Regions from separate parts of the Mus musculus genome. Here region 1 is linked to region 2. Evidence: chromatin contacts called from ENCODE POLR2A ChIA-PET data. All regions are on one chromosome and are shown on one strand. Each heading gives the region's core, a stretch centred on a gene start or an enhancer-like site at or near the end of the contact. The rest is flanking DNA. Distances are from core to core; before and after follow the strand shown. Region 1 holds the start of Rere (arginine glutamic acid dipeptide (RE) repeats). Region 2 holds the start of Eno1 (enolase 1, alpha non-neuron).

Region 1 (6,945 bases), core at 2,203-4,702, 45 kb before region 2:
CTGTTTTCAACAAAACCCTGACAGAGTCTACACTGACCGGAAGGTACATGAGTATATACCCACTAAGTAAATACGTTTGAACTGTTTGCGCTACGCCGTAAAGGTGCTCAACCTTAAGGACTATGAGACAAGCTTTCAGACCTAAAGTGAATTAGCAATGGCTTTCTTAAGAATGACCACTCTAGAATAGACATCTGCCCCCTCTAACTGGTCATTGCATCCATGACAATAAACTCCTGGGAGGCATTTATCAACAGATTATTTATGAAATTGCACATAAATTCAGAAGACTCTGAGGAGGAATCCACAATCTTCTGTGTCAATCTGTATACACAGTCAAATTTTTGCTAGCCTCCAGTTTATTAAAAAAAAAAAAATGGGGCTGGTGAGATGGCTCAGTGGGTTAGAGCACCCGACTGTTCTTCCGAAGGTCCAGAGTTCAAATCCCAGCAACCACATGGTGGCTCACAACCATCCGTAACAAGATCTGACTCCCTCTTCTGGTGTGTCTGAAGACAGCTACAGTGTACTTACATATAATAAATAAATAAATCTTTAAAAAAAAAAAAAAAAAAAAAAAAAAAAAAAAATGAAGCCATAAGCCATTCTCTCAGGTTCCTGTTTATTAATATTGATATGATTTTTGAAAACAGTATTGGAACACAGCACCACTACCTAACAAAACTACTGATTTTAGTGAGACTTTCAACCCAACTTCTCCTCAGCCTCTTTGGCAGAGTGGGTGTCTAAATCCCAGAGGAAATCTCTAATGCTAGGATTTTACTTTCTGTAAGTTTATTTTTTTAATGATACTAAAAAAATTCTTAAAGAGCTGCTGGTGTATATAGTTTCCTACACCTGGAATGCAAATAAGCCCCTATTTTGTTTTCTAGTTTAAGACAAACTACACTTCTCACAGAAAGAAAGAGCATCAATTCAAAGGAGTCCTTGGAAGACACAATGTGAAAATACCCCTGATAACAGAACAAATTAATGTCAAGACACAGCCAATAACATAATAAGGCTGCGACGCAAGTGTGCCTGTCAAAGGGCATCTGTATTAGCAGCCTGGGGAAGTGGCATTTGCAGAAAGGCACAGCGGCTGTGTTTAAAAGAAAATCATTAAGCCTCAGCCGTTAATCCCCTCCCCCATCCTCTTCACTGGATCGTCAAAGCAATTAACCAGTAGAAGGTGCTATTCTGCAAGCCACATGTATTCACATTAACCTCCATCCTTGGCCCAGAGCAGGATTTAGCCAGGTGGACTCTCAGTCCGGTCCAGCATTCCAGGGGGCCTCTACCTCAGTCCCCAACCAGAAAACCAGATCTTTTCTTAAAACACTATTGAGGGGAAAAACTATATTGATAAGTCAAGGATCAAGGACCATCAATCAAATCAATTTCTCTCTCCCTCTCTCTCTCTTACACACACACACACACACACACACACTCACACACACTCACACAAAATACTGCAACATATTAACCTCAAATAGTCTTTATCATTTTAACTGAGACAACCTATTTCTACTTATAAAGGCCCCAGTCACACTCAGCAAAATAAAAATCAAGTGAACAAATCTGCCCCTAACAGAGCCAGGGGTCTCAAGGAATGGAAAGCAGAGAGTGCAAGACCACCATGACAGAGTTGATCTTTACACAGATGGAAAAGAGCAAGCAGCAGAAAGCAGGGCTGCAAAGGCAGGGAGGGAAACAGGAGTCTTCTGAAAGCGTTCCACAGTGTCCTTTAGTGTCCCATGTACTCATCTGCCTTGCAAGGTTGCAAAAAAAAAAAAAAAGGCAGATGTGAAATGGGTGAAAGAAAACTGAACAAGAAAAGCACCTTCCCATCCCCCATCTCCTCTCATCCCTCCCCAAAAGAGCCGTGTTTGTCTGTGCAAACCTAGCCCCAAATATGGGAGAGAGAGAATGGATATCTGTATGGAAGAACAATGAGCCCTCTGCCTGGTTGTGTGTGTGTGTGTGTGTGTGTGTGTGTGGTGTGTCTGTGTCTCTGTGTGTGTCTGCTTCTGCCTCTGCCTCTTCCCTTCGACCTCAACAACAGAGAAAACTGGAAGGCAGGCTTTCACCCAGACTAGGCCATCAAAATCAAAAACGGTTTGCAATTTAGAGTGGAATTAACTCAGCAAGCAAATCCATGGAAGGAAATATCTCGCCAAAGATGATTTTATTATTGTATAGATAATCCTCTCCCTCCCCTCCCCCATCAGACTGAGACTAAAGAAACCAGTGTACACCAGACAAAAAGGTCTCTCTTTAAATGGAAAGCAATTATAAAAGCTATTTGAAATCTAACCTAGGATGTATTATTCATTTGAGCTGCACTAAATGTCTGTTTTGTAATCCACCAAGCTCACACTCACTAGTTAATCTGTTTTGTTTTGTTTAGTCTTAAGAATTGCTTTGCAGAAGGCTATTTCAAGATTCATACAAAACTACTTTTTCAGAGCCACCTTAAAATAGCAGCACATACTGAAACATTTAAAGCACCCAGTTTCTCAAGGGCACATTCTGCTGAAATCAATGTTTGAAGTCTGTAATCAAAAAAAAAAAAAAAAGTAAGCAAACCTTGGAAAAGAGACAGAGGATAATGACTATTCAACAATGAATCATTTTATTTTCATTTCAACAACTTCTCAAGCGAACAGTTTCAAAGGAAACCTGCAATACTCCCTCAACACAACACACACCCCATTCGATGTAAAACTACCTTCTTCCCATAACCCTAAAAAAATATAAAGAAAGAAAGAAGGCACCCTCCTTCAGACAGCAGAACTTAAAATCATGACAGAATTCTACGCCGCTCCAAGTGGTATTTGGTTCCCTAATTTTGGAATCACAGAGCCTGAGAAGAGAGACACAAAGGAGGAGTCTTCCTCCTAATGTGAAATGAGACTTTAATGAGTCCGTTCCCAGACCCCCACATTCACAAATATCCAAGAAATGCACAGCTTCGGGTCCTTCCCTCTCACAGTTGAGCTGCTCAGCTAGTGGCGTGTAACAGTTTAACCTCAGACTAGTTCCAGAGCGTGCCTAAGAAGCCAAGAGAGAGCAGGGGTCAAGAAGCACGTAGTACAGTCACCTGGCTCGCACAGGACCAAAGGCAGCGTCCGGCCCATGGTTCCCCGAGGGCTCGCCTCCACTCTCACCCTTCGCATTCCGCCTCGGCTTTCCCGGCCGAGCCCCACCGCCCACCCAGAGCACTCCGACCCCAGAAAGAGGGGCCGAGGAGGGGCGCCCGCGGCGCGGCGCTGACAACTTGGACACTTACCTTCCCCTCGGGCGCTACACCATCAATGAGAGGGGTGGCGGCCGGGCTCCGGGGAAAGTGCAGGGACCGGGAGGGAGGCCGCGGGGGCCGGCGGCGGACCGAGGGCGGTGGGCGCGGGGCCGAAGGGGCCGGCCCGCGGGGATGCGACACCGGGGGGCTGCGGGGCTTCCCTGCCGGGACTTCGACCTCCTCGGGTGGGCCAAGCCTTCAGCAGTGGGAGCCCAGGACCATGTCTGGTTTTGTGGATTTTTTTTTCCCAGAGGGCGAGTGGCTCCCACCGGAGGATGGTAGGGTTTTTTTTTTTTTTTCCTACCCCTCAACTAGGAGAGAAAATGAGGCGGAAACAAGGTGGGGAGCGCGTGAGGGGACGAGGCGCGGGGAAGGAGGCGGGGACCGAGGCCCGGCGGGGCGAGAGGCTGCGGAGCGCGGGGGGCGGCTCGCGAGCGTCTGTGGGAGCAGCGGCACCTCCGCGATGGTGGCGGAGCCGCGGGGCTGCTGCGCCGACCCGCCGCCCACTCCGCGCTCGGGCCCGGCCCACCTCGCAGTATCGACCATCACCATTGGTCTGTCTCTTCGTGACGTCAGTAGAGGACGGGCCAATAGGAGGCGGAAGGCGGGCCTGGGGGCGGGATGTTTGCTCCAGCTCGCTCTTCCATTTTCTTTTTTTTTTTTTTTTTTCTTTTTTTCCTCCTTTTTTTTCTTCTCTCTCTCTTTTTTTTTTTTTTTCTTCCTTTTTAATAAAATGAGCAGAAGGCAAGGCAAGGGGAGAGGCCAGGCTTTGGTGGCGGCGCGGCCGAGCCCTTAGTGCACGCTCCGGGCGGCGGCCGGAACCTGGGAGATGGGCTCCCCGCCCCAGGCGCGGCTTTGTGCTTGGTCCGCCCTGCTCGGCCACAGGCAGAGCTCCCAGCGGCCAGCCCTGTACTGACCCTCGGGATGGTCTACCTCAAGCGGGTCGGTCTTAGGGGTGGGCTTGGCGACTGTCCCCTTGCTCTTATTATTACCAGAGCCATAATTGCTTATTTCATTTAAGAGACAGATTCCTATTCCTTGAGGTTCAAGGGGAGCTACAGAGTGGATTCGAAGTTATTTGTTCTGATGGGTAGTTCATAATGTTTTAAAAATAATGTTTGACCGAAACTGAAGTGAAAAAAAAAAAAGAAAAGAAAATGTGAATTGGTGAATTGTGCTGCTTATTGATGAGAATAATAAAAGGCCTCATTAAGTAATAAAGAACAGGGCTCAACTGCTCTTTGCAGAAGACCCCACTTCGGTTACCAGCACCCACATCAGGCTGCTAAAGCTGCCTGTAACTACAGCTCTGAGAAATCCAACACTCCTCTAGCCTCCATGTGCACAAACCTACACACACACACACACACATATGACTTTAAAAAAAAATAGTAATAAAGAACAGACCATTACGACGGAGAGTCTTTTAAAGAGAGCAGTAGCTGTGCCCTGTTGGGGGAGGGGAGGCGTAGACTAGTTTCACCAAGGCCTGGTGGCTCTTACCTGTTATCTTAACACTAGAGAGCCAGAGGCAAGAAGATCTTAATTAAAGGTTAAGGCCCACCTGGTCTACAGTGTGAGTTGCAGGCCAGTCAGAGCTACATTTGGAAACTCTGTCTTAAAAATGCCAACAAAAAAGGAAAGGAAAATCCAAGTATCACCTTTAAAAAATATTACTATATTCCCACTATGCTCAAAGACATTATCACCATGTGTACCACATACTATAAGCCTGAGCCAGGGCAAGCCAATGCTCCCATTCTACTTAATATAATTTATAGGATCGTGGGGTTTGGAATTTTAATTATAATTACCAGTTTTTGAAATGCATATCATGTTTATTGAGTTCTTTCACAGACTCTGGCATGAGTCCAGGGCGAATCATCAGCCTATTGTTAGTTTGTTAATATTCTGTAAATGCTTATTGGTGTCCTTAAACCATACACTCTTCTCAGAGGAGTTAAGGTCTGTATATAATAGAATAATTAAAGGATAGAGCTTGGCTTAAAATAATTCACCCATCTATTTCAAATAGAGGGATAATTTTCTCTTTGGAGTGTCTATTCAGATTATAATTCCCACATCCAAAAGTTCCTTTTAAAAATAATTTCAACTAGCAGATGTCATTGAACTGTACGGCCCAAGAGATCTGAAAGGAAATGGGGTCTTTTTTTAATTTAACATTTTTTTTCTTCATAAGGGGTATATGCATGCTACAGTGATCCCAGGAAGGCTTTTGGGGGTCTTGGGTCTCTCTAGTCCACTCTCCACGGACTCCAGGTTTGCAGTTCAGGCAGTTAAGCTTGGCAGTAAGAGCCTTTTTACCTGCTGAGTCTCCAAGGCCCACAACTAAGCCTTACCACTTACTACCTTTCAACAAGAAAAAACTCTTCCCTTTCAAATAAAATGAGAACTTGGGAATAAAGAGCTGGCTCGATGTCTAATAATGTTTGCTGCTTGCTCTCCCAGAGGTCTGAAGTGCAATTCCCAGCATCCATGCAGGGCAGCTCACAAGTGCAGCAACGTCAGCCGCTGGGTCTCTGACACACTCTTCTGGCCTCTGCATTACCTGCACACATATGTGCATACACAAATTAAGAAACACAAACATGGGGCTGGTGAGATGGCTCAGTGGGTAAGAGCACCCGACTGTTCTTCCGAAGGTCAGGAGTTCAAATCCCAGCAACCACATGGTGGCTCACAACCATCCGTAACGAGATCTGACTCCCTCTTCTGGAGTGTCTGAGGACAGCTACAGTGTACTTACAATAAATAAATAAATAAATCTTTAAAAAAAAAAAAAAAAAAAAAAAAAAAAAGAAACACAAACATATATATAAATAAAATATGAATTAAATTAATGATGGCTAAAAAAGAAATGAGGAAGATAGCTAATGATTTTTTAATATTATTTATTTTTTACTTATATGAGTACACCAGAGCTGTCTTTACACACACATCAGAAGAGTGCACAAGATCCCATTACAGATGGTTGTGAGCCACCATGCGGTTGCTGGGAATTGAACTCAGGACTTCTGGAAGAGCAGTCAGTGCTCTTAACTACCGCGCCATCTCTCCAGCCCAATTTTATTATACCTGACTAAATTTTCCAGGAATTTTTCAGTAACTAAGCTGCACTCAGGCAGGTGGATCTCTGTAAATCAAGCCCCTCCCTGGTCTACATAATAAGTTCCAGAATAGCCAGGGCCACCTAAAGAGAGACTCTGTCTCAATAAAAATCCAATAAGTAAATAAGTATTTACTCCTTTTATATGCATGCATGTGTTTATGTGTACATGCATGACATACTACAAATGTGGAAATCAGAGGACAAACTCAGCTATTGCCTGGGTTGTAGGGATGTGGTGGTTTGAATGAGAATGGCCCTCAGAGACACATATATTTGAATACTTGGTCCCCAGTTTGAAAGTTTGGGAAGGATAGGAGGTGTGGTCTTCTTGGAGGAGGTGTGTCACTGAGGGTGAGCTTTGAGGTTTCAAAAGTCTCTCTCAGTTCCCAGTGTGCTCGATCTCTGCTTCCTACCTGTGGATCAAGGTGTACCCTCTCAGCTGTTCCTATCCGATTGCCTTTGCTCCACCATGATGGACTCTAAACCTCTGAAGCCACAGCCTAATAAACTCTTT
Region 2 (7,022 bases), core at 4,476-6,975:
AAGGCTCACTATCCTAGCCAAAGCTGTGGGTTCATTTCCTTTACGGCAGACTTACTGCGGTCTGCCTAAGGCCTGGAGCAGGTCGCCACCTGACACTGGTGCTAGGAGCAAGCTCAACTCAGATCCTCTGGAAGAGCAGCAGGTGCCATTCTACTGAGCTTTTCTTCCAGCCTCAAATGATTTTTTTTTTTTTTGAGATGAGGGAAAGTGTTGAATTCAGGGGTTTACACACAGTATGTATACATCAAATAAGATGGGGCTGGGGTAGAGTTCTGCCTATCTCCTAATACTAGAACTGCAGGCCCCTACTTTATGCAGTGTTTGGGACTATAGTCTGCAGTAAGCATCTACACACTCCTGCCACCTGAGCATTACCCCAGCCCCACAGTCTGCAACAAAGCCAACCCCACCCCAAAAGCACAACAAATTTCCAAGTCCATATGCAGCCATCCCACATGACATACAAAGCTGATATTAAAATCTGGACCATGAGCCCCAAAAGGTCAAGAGAGCAGCAGGAAACATGTCGAGCGTCCCCTCCCCTACCCCGCCCAGTCTGGTCCAGTTTCAGGTGCTTTCAGAAGCAAAGGCACACACTGGCAGCAGGCAGGTTAGACTCATGCAAGAAGGAATCCTGCCAGCTTCCAAAGCTCTCAGAGTAAGCTATTCTGTGAACAGGAGAGGCCTGGTCCTTGCTCTGGTGGCATGGATACAGAGTAGTTACCAGGAGATGGGTCCTACCTTGCTAACCAGAGCAGGCGCAATAGTTTTATTGATGTGCTCAACAGCCTGTGAGACACCTAGAAGGAACAATCATGAAATTACTTACACAGTTACAGTACACAGGCTTGAGCAGCCTTGCTGGAGCACTGGAAGTCATGGGCCCAGAAGCCCAAAGAGCCTCCACAGCATCTCGTTAGAGCCCTACCCACTTCCCCCACAATGGGGCTTTCTGGCCCAATCTGAGTGCTCTTCCCTAGCACCCCAGGGGGTTAGAGCCACACAAGAGCCATCAGCCCAGGGTGCTTTGAGGGGTGTTAGTTCAAGACCATGCACCAGGCAGACCAGCTGCACACTCGGATGCCTGGGGTGTTACCTGAGTGCACAAGGCTGGTGCCAGGAACTCATTAACATACTTAACGGGTCTGGAGACGCCTGCCCATTAGAGGTGAATAGAGAAGGAAGAAGAGACTCAGGAGAGAACAGGCTTCAGAGGACACAGAGGAAAGAGTGAGGAAAGAAGAGGCAGGAGCACTCGAGAAGTCAGGCTTCTCCTCACCCTGGCTGGCTCCTTAGCCCTGAGACCCCCCTCTGACACAACCTTCCCTGTCTTTGGAGGCTTTCCCCAGTTGCTGCCCTCGCCACTATTGGTTACAGTAACAGTCTTTCTTTAGAAAGACCAGACAGCATGCAGGGCTAATACTCTATCAGGGAAAAAGGCAGTGTGCTGACTGCTGCACCTAGGACAGGCAGACTCCACACCAGAGATGTGGGAGCTGATTTGCCCAGGCTGACCCTGTCGAGTGGGCACCAGAAAAGCCAACAGAACTGTCTACATGTCCCCACTGATGGCACGCATCAGACCCTTCTGGGAGGAAGTGATATTAGCAGATCAGCAACCAGTCTCCTAGGACTTCCATGCCAGGTTTCCAGGCTTAGGAAGGTGGGTGTTGGTAGGCTACCCTGCTGCCTTTCCTATGTGAGGAGTGCTACAGGTGAGAATGCCTGGGGAACGCAAGAGGGGCTGGCGAGTGAGGGTGTGACTGGGTTCCCATCCTTACCCTTCCCCATGAAGCGGGTCTTATCATTGTCTCGGAGTTCTAGGGCCTCGTAGATGCCAGTGGACGCACCGCTGGGCACCGCAGCTCGGAAGAGACCTGGAATAGAGGTGCGAAATTCAGCACTGGGCATGGCACATGCCTGTAATCCCAAAACACCGGAGGCTGAGGCAGCAGGATCTGAGTCTGAGGCCAAAGGGGACCAAAGCAAGACTCTTCTTTAAAAAAAAAAAAAAAAAAAAAAAAAAAAAATCAAGTATCCCCCCACCCCAGTACTATCTGCACTGTGTGCAGAGTTCAACCCTCAGGAACATTTAGACAATACATAAAAATCTCACTCACTTCAATCTAAGACAAGGTGTGGAAGCCAGGCGTTGACTCAAGGTTTCATTGAGCCTGGGGTTTACCAATTTGGCAGCATTAGCTGACATCCTGTCCCTCCAGTGCTGCTGCTAGGCCTGGGTTTTTATGTGGCTACTGGGGATTGGACCCTGAGCCTCATGTCTGAACAGCAGGCATTTCCTATCTGAATCACCCCCCCCCACCCCTGCACTCACAGAGACTTAGGCCAATAGTGGGGCCCACAGCTCTAATCTCAGCACCCAAGAAAGAGGATTTGAGACCAGTGTGGGCTACAAACACAGGAGGTCTTATGCAAAATATACTAATTATTGTAAATACTGCTCTTAACTGGCAGGTGAAAGCATTAAGACTAAAGTCTTAAGAAATTAAATTAAAAAATTAAAGTCTTTAAAAAGGGCTACAGTGAGATGCCCTTCCATCTTGTCTTTAAGCATAAAGCTGCACCAGTAGGTGGAGCCATCCCTTGCTAAGAAACCTTATGTCATGTACAATGTCACCAGTAGGTGGAGCTATCCCTTGTTATCTGACACCTGATGCCACCTAGCATTCTTGGTATTCACCGGGTCACAGCAGAGAAGCCCTAGCAAAGACAAAGGCGGCAGTGCACAGGCAGGCTCTCCCTGATGATTTGAGGAGCCTTCATTTCCTGGGGGATGGGACAATGGGTAGGTAGGGCTGCGCTCTGGTGCTTGAATTCTGAGTCACACAATGACTCAGCTCAGACTGGCAGGCCCTCAGAGCTCTTCGGGTCCATTGCCACATCTTCCTCGGGTCTCTTTCCTATTGCACCCACTACACGCACCTCTGAATGCAGATGCTGAAATTAGCACAGGTTGGGCTTGAGTTTTTTTTTTTTTTTTTTTAGTAGAGCAATTTAGGCCTTGCTGTGTAGCCCAGGCTAGTCTCAAAAAGTTCTCCCCCTTGCAGCAGGCACAAGTGCTGAGATTAAAAGCTTTAGCCACCACACCCAGACAATTTCTTAATGTAAGTTTTTTTTTTTACAACGCTGTGGTGTGAATTTGGAACTTGCCCTCCCTTACTTCCCCGTCCCAGTGAACCCAACCCACATCCTGTCTTAAATACCAAGAAACAAGGCATGGTGGCAGATGCCTGTAATCTCAGTGCGTGGAAGGATCAGACAGAGGGACTCTGCCTTGCCACCCTGACCCCATTCTCAGTGAGAAGAAACCAAGAAACAGAGTGGGTGCATGTACCTTTTGCGGTGTACAGATCGACCTCAACAGTGGGATTCCCACGGGAGTCAAAGATCTCTCTGGCGTGGATCCTGAGAATAGACATGGCGAATTTCTGTAGGAGGAAAAACATTCATATCACCAATAAACAGTGACACAGAGGTTAATTCATTCCAAGGCCATCACCTCTGAGGGGTCCTGGACTTGACAGGTACCAAATGGGCTATGCGTTAGGTAACATACAGGAAAGTCACTCATCAGTGAGGGTTTGGGGAGCGAGGACTACTCCTTACACAGCAGGTCGGTGGCTTGGACTTCCCGCCAAGCTTGAGGTCAACATGGCACAATGAAATAAACCACTCCTACAGAAAGCCCTCAGAAGCTACCTGTACTGTGGGCAAATTAAATCCTCTGACTGCATAGAACAGTGTTCTGGCTCCACAGAGAAGGAAGTGGGAAGCAACAGTGAAGGAAGGTCAGAGGTTAAACTGACCTGGAGACCAGAGGGAAATGTGACATTTCAAAGCAGTTTAATTGTGGGAAAAAGAGAAACCCTAATTCATCAAATTGCACCCATGACAAGAGCAGAATATTCAGCTGACACAGATTTGATAACCAGTAAGAAAGTGTGAGGCAGGAGGCCAGAACCCCAAACTCCTTGGCCTGTGGTCAATGATCCTGCCATTCTTGGCCTGGTGGCCATGCTGGCTAGCACGTGGGAGGTCCTGGGTTCAATCTCCGCCATATTTAGGCAAGAGCTAGGACTTCTGGTTAGTACATTTCAAAAGGGCACCTTGTCTCGCTTTTAAAAGGTATTCAAAGTAGATGTTTAATTAGAAAAACATCCTGAGAGGAAGAGGATATTTGGCAACAAACTGCAAGTCCCTTTCTTACTTCTTCCCCAGCAGGCTTTCCAAGAAAGAAACCAAATAGATTCTGTAGCTAAACTGGATGAGACATGAAGACAATACAGCATTCAGAGGCTATTATTATCTAACTAGGTTCCTCACATCTTTTGTGGCAAGCACTGAAGCAAAGGCAGCTTTTTTTTCCACAGAAGTTACTTCTGTGGTTTTGTCTTCTCTAAGACAAAGGATCTTTGTACACTCACCAAGAATAAAGTATCTACTTTTTACCTACCATGTTACAAAACCTTACTATTCCTCAACCATACTCTTTTGTCTTCTCTCTTACTCGCCCGATTCTATGAATGCCAGACTGACCAGAACTCAGTGATCCTCCAGCCTCAGCATCCCTAGCGCTACACTTTCATGTGTGCATCTCCATGGCTGGTTCCTTTATGGGGGCGGAGGAGCACCCACGTGCCACACTTTGCTCTGCAAAGACCTTACAACTTGTAGGAGTTGATCCCTCCCTCCACCCTTTTTATCTAGCTTGGATCTTTAGGCTAGGCAGCAAACGTATTTAACCAAAGGAAGAAAATCTCACCCACTCTGTCTTTATCTGGATTGAACGCCAGACCAAGGGCAGAAAAGTGGACCTATCGGTCAGGCTAATCAGCAGACTAGCTGTGGTCTATCCCGAAAGCGAGTCAGCCAAGGAACCACACTGCCTAGGCCAGAACGAACAGGAAGTTTTCTTAAATGCATCTTAAGTCAGTTCACGGCCGGCTAGTAGCCACCCAGGAAACCTGTAGCTCTTGCCTAATTGCGTCGAGGTCTCCTGAGGGCTTCCCAATTATCCAACGGGACTGCTGCAATTTCCTCTACTCTTAGTACCTAACCGACACTCACAGGTCAGGAATATTCCACAGCAGAGATGGGCTGGACCACTCCCGCCCAGTGACGCTCGATTGCGGTCCAGGAGCTACAGCCCCAGCAGGATCTACTAGGGTGTGGCGCTCTGCCTCTTGGGCATCCTTATTTCTGGCCCTTCCATTCTGAGAAAGGATTTAATGAGCATCGGGGGTTTAAGTTGCTCTCCCTCCCTCTGAAACCTTCCACTTAACTACACAGAAAGTACTTTTCTATTCTCCACGGCCGCGATCATCCGTGGTCTGCATTTGCTGTTGTCTGCTTGGGAACCCGGTTACATTGCAACCCTGAAACTCGGTGATCACTGGTGGGGCTCACACCTCCACCCTCCAAGAGCCTGCGTCCTTCCACGAGGCTGACCCGAGTGCTCCCCGGATAGCGGCTCCCGCCCAGGCTAGTGGGTGCACGTGCCCACCGGGTCCCCAAGCGAAGCTAGTAGGAGAGCTGACCCCGGTGGAGACAAGGACCATACCTGGCAGTAGGATCGCTGCAAAGCAAGGAAAGAGGGTGCCGTGGACACCGAGGAGAGCCTTAAGGACAGACGCGAGCGCGACCCTGTACCGGAGCAGCACTAAGCGCCTCCCACTCTGTCTTCCTTTCCTGCTCGTTAAGCCCCGCCCAGTTCTCCCCTTTCGGGCCCGCCCTCCCTCCGCGCCGCCTCCCCATTGGCTCAGCGTGCCATCACTCCAATAGAAGAGCGTGACCGAGGCGGCCGCTCGGCCTGCCCAGACTAGGGGCGAGGGCACGGGGGCGGGGGTTGTCCTGCCTTTCTGGGCCTAGCCTGCTTGGGGCATAGCTGGAATGCCTGGCGAGCCTCCGGCTGGGAACCTGGGGCCCGGCCGAGGGTCTACGGAGCCCGGATGCGGGGCGGGGCGGGGCTGGGCTGCGCGGCGGGCATGAGGGCTTGAGCCCGCCGCACGTACTCCGAGTCTCACACGCACTCGGCGTGGCTGCGGCGCCACACGTCCGGCCCACGACCTTGCTGATGACCTTCGCGGCTCGGCCCTCCAGCCGGCCAACCCCCCACCGGGAGGTTCTGGAGCCCCCGGCGGTGTGGAAACGTTGATGCGCGGCCAGAGGGCCTCACTCCCGCGTGGAATTGGGTGGGGGTGGGGGGGATGAGGGGGAAATGCATGGATACTGCGCCTGCGCACTGAGCGCCCTCGCCGCTGGTCCTGGCTCTCTGGTGCCATCTGCCAAGGTGACCCCGTCCTTTTGTCCTTGCTGTAGTGAGTCTCAGGCCGAGGTAGCCAAGGGAAAGTGACCTTTCCCTTAATATTACCTAATCATTTGTTACTGTGTGGAGGGTACCGAATCCTACTGTCCAGCTCACGCTAATAAGGCAGTACCTTTGTGCTACACCCACCCAGCCACTCCACCCTACTTTAGAACTTTCCTTACTTCTCTGGTGTACTAGCTCAGTGTGGATTTATTCTTCATCCATGTTAATGTTCCTTTGTTTAAAGATCTAATACTTCTTTCCCCTGCTTGTGGCCTCGATGTTCTTGACCTACCAGTTCTTGAGACTCATACTCAAGTCGTCCCGACGCATTTCTCAAAAGTCTAGACTAGTAATATTCCACAATGATGTGACAAACGTCCGGAAGCGCAGGGTGGAGCCATTTCACCCTTCTGATGAAGAAAATAAAGCTGGTGTTTAACCACAGCTGTGGGTAGGCAGAGGCAGGCGGATTTCTGAGTTCAAGGCCTGCCTGGTCTACATAGTGAATTCTAATTCAGATGGGGCATAGTGATGAGACCTTGTCAAAAAAAAAAAAAAAAGAAAGAGAAAGAAAGAAAGAAAGAAAGAAAGAAAGAAAGAAAAGAAAAGAAAAGAGAAAAAGAAAGAAATGAAGAAAAGAGAAAAAATAAAAGTGATGATAGCTAGCCAGTCAGTGCTAATGTGAGCCTTT

Evidence for each region. ChIA-PET counts read pairs that join two places held with the same protein, here RNA polymerase II (POLR2A).
Region 1: POLR2A ChIA-PET joins it to region 2 with 12 read pairs in embryonic stem cell. The contact joins the promoter of Rere here to the promoter of Eno1 in region 2. POLR2A ChIA-PET finds 5 or more read pairs at or near these places in 3 of 5 experiments (Patski and embryonic stem cell).

Annotation. Positions count from the first base shown.
Region 1 is chr4:150,278,423-150,285,367 of GRCm38, reverse strand. It overlaps Rere (arginine glutamic acid dipeptide (RE) repeats), which reads right to left and starts at 3,452. Exons shown (of 23, transcript NM_001085492.1): 1 at 3,293-3,452.
Region 2 is chr4:150,235,900-150,242,921 of GRCm38, reverse strand. It overlaps Eno1 (enolase 1, alpha non-neuron), which reads right to left and starts at 5,725. Exons shown (of 12, transcript NM_023119.2): 1 at 5,582-5,725; 2 at 3,356-3,449; 3 at 1,782-1,877; 4 at 742-800. The coding sequence starts at 3,440.